Regions from separate parts of the Homo sapiens genome. Here region 2 is linked to region 1. Evidence: chromatin loops called from intact Hi-C (ENCODE). Cell type or tissue: thyroid gland. All regions are shown on one strand.

Evidence for each region. Peaks named below come from ENCODE experiments on the same cell type or tissue, not always from the same donor. Only the 100,000 strongest peaks of a DNase experiment are listed, where the experiment ranks them.
Region 2: a loop joins it to region 1, with 2.1 times the contacts of the local background. A loop is called at or near these places in 4 of 110 quality-filtered maps.

The regions. Positions count from the first base shown.
Region 1 is chr4:16,524,037-16,526,536 of GRCh38, forward strand. All of the region lies in intron 5 of LDB2 (LIM domain binding 2), which reads right to left. The region is part of intron 2 of LOC105374505 (a long non-coding RNA gene); the gene reads left to right. Among named protein-coding and RNA genes, the nearest start is that of TAPT1-AS1, 300 kb to the left of the region's middle. In thyroid gland, no CTCF peak of the experiment used is centred here; no DNase peak of the experiment used is centred here.
Region 2 is chr4:16,572,743-16,575,242 of GRCh38, forward strand. All of the region lies in intron 5 of LDB2 (LIM domain binding 2), which reads right to left. Among named protein-coding and RNA genes, the nearest start is that of LDB2, 320 kb to the right of the region's middle. In thyroid gland, no CTCF peak of the experiment used is centred here; DNase peaks (open chromatin) are centred at 629 and 1,199.

The sequences.
Region 1 (2,500 bases):
AGCAATAGGTCTGATGTTTGTGGAAGGAATGAATGCTTGAAAATAGGGATGCGGTAGGATGGAAAACAAATGGACCAGATCTTGCTTTATCCATTTCATAACTGTAGTAACCTGGGGCACATTATTCAAGCATGTATCACATAGTATTTATCAGGCACCTTCTATATGCTCAGGAAGGAGAGTGGCACTCGGGATGCAATGGTGAACACAGCAGTTGCAGCTCCCTCCCCTGAGGCTCCCTGTTGGAGGGAGAGACAGGTGATAAACAAGGATTCCAAACTGGATGCACATAATAAAGAAGGGCAAAGCGTGTCAGGAAGGGCTGCCTGAGGAATCGATATTTAAGTTGAGACATACAAAGATGAATTAGGAGTCAGCCAGGTGAAAGAGAAGATTCCTAAGATAGAGGTAGGGAGGGTATCTCAGGCAGAGGAAATATACGTGTGAATGCAAGAGAACAGGGCATTGGAAACCACCACATCGTGGAAAGAGAGTATGAGGGAGGGGCTGAGAGCCTGAGCTGCAGTGGACAGGCAGGCAGGGATCCGGTTAAATCAAAGCCTCACTTTCTGCCCCATAGAGGAGCTGAGAGGCACAGATGATGTAGGCAAAAACATTCTGTGTGTGATAAACCCTCTGCAAATGCCATTAGGGTTTACATTAAACTGAAATGTGTCAAACGCAATATTGCTCTTTCATCCGTGTTTCCTGAACATGAGAAAAGCATCAGCATTTTGATGTGTTTGGTGAAACAAAGCACCAAATATCCCAAAAGGCAAACAATGGCTGCTTGGAGACTGACCCCCAGCATAGGAACCCTTTGCAATTATCCATCCTTGCCTCACTGGAAATATACAGCTTTTATAGCATATTGGTTATTCTTCCCAGGGACCTGAGAGACTAGGTACTTACGGTAAGGTAATATTTAAACACTAACATTTATAAATGCAGCTTTATAATTGCAATACTGCAAATAAGGGAATTTGGATATGTTCCTTGAGAGCTGTCAGTGACAGTTTCCAAGGAACATGACTATCTTGTTCATGCAGTTATAATCCCTTCTGAACATTGACTGAATGGTTACACCTGCCTCCTGCCCTGGGATAAGTACCCGCAAGACTGTTAAAGACAGCTGTGTGCTGGGGTTTGGGGCTGTGTCCCTAAGGCTGCTGTTTGGGAGGATTTCGGGGCTGCTGATCAGTGTGGGGATGTGGTCTTCTCTCTCTTGGTTCTGGGCATGCCAAGTGTGGCTGCATTTAGAACAGCTGTCTTCTTGGCTGCTTTCTTGGGAGCTTCTACCAGGCAACAGCTCTCCAGCTCTGCTCTGACGCAAAGGAAAGGAAAGATTTCTCAATAATGCAGCACTCAGCTGCTCAATTGCTCCCCAGCCATTCCATCACTGTGCGCTTGTATCTGCAGCCCTCTCCCCTCCCAGGGATAGAAGGGAGTTTGGTGAAAAGTAAGATTCATGTTGATGATGCCAGCACTGTATGAAAATGGAGTTGGCAGAGGTTGTGGTTCAATTATTCATTCACTAATTCATTCATTCAACACCTACTTACTGAATGTGTACTACGTGCTCTTTATTTGTTCTAGGTGCTGGGGGTGCTATAAGCAGGAAAAAAGAAAATCACTGCTCTTAAGGGAACTGCATTTTAATGAAGGAGTCAGATAATAAATAAATTAAATAAACAAAAGATATATACTATGTCAGGTAGTGATAAGTACCAAAGAGAAAAGGTAACGTAGGGAAGAGGGATATGAAATGTTGGAGTTGGGAGGGTTGAAAATGTGGATACCTTGGCTAAAGCCACTGAGATAGAAAGAATAGTGGCTCTGCAGAGATATCCACATTCTAATGGTTCGAAATTGTGACTACAGCAGGTTCCATGGCATAGGGAATTACAGCCGCTAATCAACTGCCCTTGAGATCCAGAGAGGAGCCTGAATTGTCCAGGTGGTCCCAATATAATGACAAGGGTACTGTTATCGTTAATTTTTGGTGTCAACTTGACTGGATTAAGGGATACCTAAAATCCTGGTAAAGTGGTATTTCTGGGTATGTCCGAGAGGTTGTTTCCAGAGGAGAATGGTGTGTGAGTTAGTGGACTCAGTGGGGAAGATCTGCTGTCAATGTGAGCAGACACCACACAATCAGCTGGGGGCCCAGATAGAACAAAAAGGCAGAGAAAGGTGAATTCTCTCTCGCTTTTCTGGAGCTGGGACACCCTTCTTCTCCTGCCTTTGGACATCAGAACTTCAGGTTCTCTGGCCTTTGGATTCTAGCACTAGGCAGTGCTCCCCCGACCCCCACCTCTCAGGTTCTCAGACCTTCGGTCTGGGAGTGAGAATTACCCCCTTGGCTTCCCTGGCTCTGTAGCTTTGAGACTTGCCATGAGTCACATTACCAGCTTCCCTGGGGCTGAAGATTGCAGATATCTACTGCAGAACTCCTCAGCCTCTGTCATCACATGAGCCAATGCACCTAATGAATTCTCTC
Region 2 (2,500 bases), 49 kb after region 1:
GTACTACTTTTCTATCTCCAAATGCAATTAAAAGTGCCCTTCGGGTGTTCCAAGTTTTAATCATTCTCTGTGTGCCGCATTCCCATGGCTCCAAAGGGCTTTCTCTGCCTCCTCTCAGATGGGGCCTTTCTCCAAGAAAGAGGAGGCGGAGGGGAAAAGAAGGAGGAGGAGGAGAAGGTGAAGGAGGAGGAAGGGAAAAGTAAGACTGAGATCTGACAGCTTTGTTTCAGAGGCCGAATCCTCACCTTCTCTAAAGCACTGTCTCTCCTTTATGGGCCCATGCCAGGGTTCCAGTTCTCAACCCCACGGTGGAGTGGTGTAGCAGCTTCTAAGAACAAGCCAGGCCTGAGCCCAGGAAAACGTTGCTGCGGGATCGGCTTTGTGGCCTTAGGCATTGATGGATTTGTATGTGTAAAAATGGGGATAATGATACTTATCATTCCATTAGGTGCATATAGTTCCTAATATATATATAGAGGGAACTAATGGTATTATGATAATTGTTATTCTGGTGGGTCCTTGGGGACAACGGAGCTGGTTTCTGAATCAGACTCATGTTACAGAGCTCAATGCTGGTCCTTTCCAAACTGCCTGTGACACGTGCTCCTCCAGCCTTAGACTAGTGGCCACTTGCCATATGAGCTCGATAAACCTTGAATTGGTCTATATCCCAGTCAATGAGATGAGTCATGCACTCCCAGTCAATGAGATGAGTCCACTGGTCATGCACTATCAGTCTACCTGACAATGCCGAACAGTTATAGTAGTCTTAAAGTTCTTATTCTCATTTTCTGAACTCATGACAGATTGGTACCAGACAGTTTAAAAGCCAGCAGTGACCCATGGGCCACACTTTGAATAGCAGCTTTTATGCTTAAGTCTTTTGAGGATTTATAGTATCCTGGGCATTGAGTGAGGCATAGGAGATTTTCTGGTGTGGCTTCTGCCTCCTCAGAACGTCAGGGCTTAATGAGGGTTTCTTGCGGCTCTGTCAGAATGCATGAATGGTGAATGGTATACCTGGATTCCAGCCTACTGTGACTACCAGTAACTACGGGTCATCTCAGTCTCTGAGCAGGGATTCCTGTTTCATCCTCAGGCTTGGCTTGCCATTTAGGTGGAAAAGGGGGTTGAATTGTAATGCCTTCTCCTGTCATGTAACCAAGGGAAGTACCCTGGCTGGGAGTCAAAACCTCACAAAAATAAGAAACAAAAAACCTCGGCCGGATTCCAAATGCTGACTTCAGCCACACTCATTCTGCTGCAGGCCACTTTATGTCATTCTGATGGAGGTCATTTTCCAAAGCGAATTGCCCAATTCTTTTAGGCACTGGACTATACTCCTGTTGCTATCAGCGGAGGCTACATGCAGGGACCAATGTTCTTTAAAGTATAACAATAACAACAACGAAAATCTTCATTCACTTGGGAAATTAAAGGCACAGGATCAAAAACCACTACTGTGAAATCTAAATGCTCTCACACTCAGTTGATGATACAGCTTATTTGAAGATTTAGACTTACTTAACAATAACAACAACAAATAGCCTATAGATAGTATCAAAAATATCCCAATGATAATGATTATACATATGTGATAACACTTGTACTGGGGAGAGGTGCCAAATACAGGCACATGTTCCAGCTCCCTCAGGCCACACTTCTTGGCAGACATCATCAATCAGTCACTCCTTCTCTTCTTTCTGATCTTGCCTGCAGCATCAGAATCTCAGCATAGAATTCAAAGCCGCAACCAATGTATGGACTTGGCTTCCTGGAGTAGTAATTTACAGTTTAGGAAGTGCTTGTCACATGCATTATTATTTTCACCCTCAACCTGTAGTTACTGTGATTCAGAATGGACATAATTATTCACACATGAGAGAACTGGGGTGCTGAGAAATTAAGGCAACTTGATCAATATAATGTAAAAAATAAATGGCAGCAGTACAAGTTGAGTCCTGATCTGCTGCACTCAGAAAGTACAGGAGGAGACTGGCATTTATTATGCTTCTTCTGTTTGCCAGGCTCTTTCAAACTGTGGTCCATCTAATCTTCATGCCAAACTTTTGAGACATATTATTCTTTCCAAGTTTCAGATGAAAAAAATTGGATTCGGGGAGCTTAGGAAACTTGTTCAAGGTTATTGTCGGTAGTAAGGGGAAGCATTAGGATTTGAACCTACATTTTGCTGACTCCAAAACACATTTATTTGTCTTCTTCTTATTATTATTCCTATTATTAATGCCTCTGCCATTCAGCCTTCTACTTGCAGAAAACATTGTTAAGAGCAGGACATGACAAAGGTGTTTAGGGGAGTGGTATTAATGACACCAACAATTTGAACATGACTTCCTCGCTCAACATTAGAGAAATGATTAAACACATCATAGCACCACACAGGCATATTTGTAGCTATTTTATGGTTAATGATGACTATGCAGAAACATGCAAGTGTTTACTAAATAACATTAAGAAATTGTACGTAACCTGATTGCAT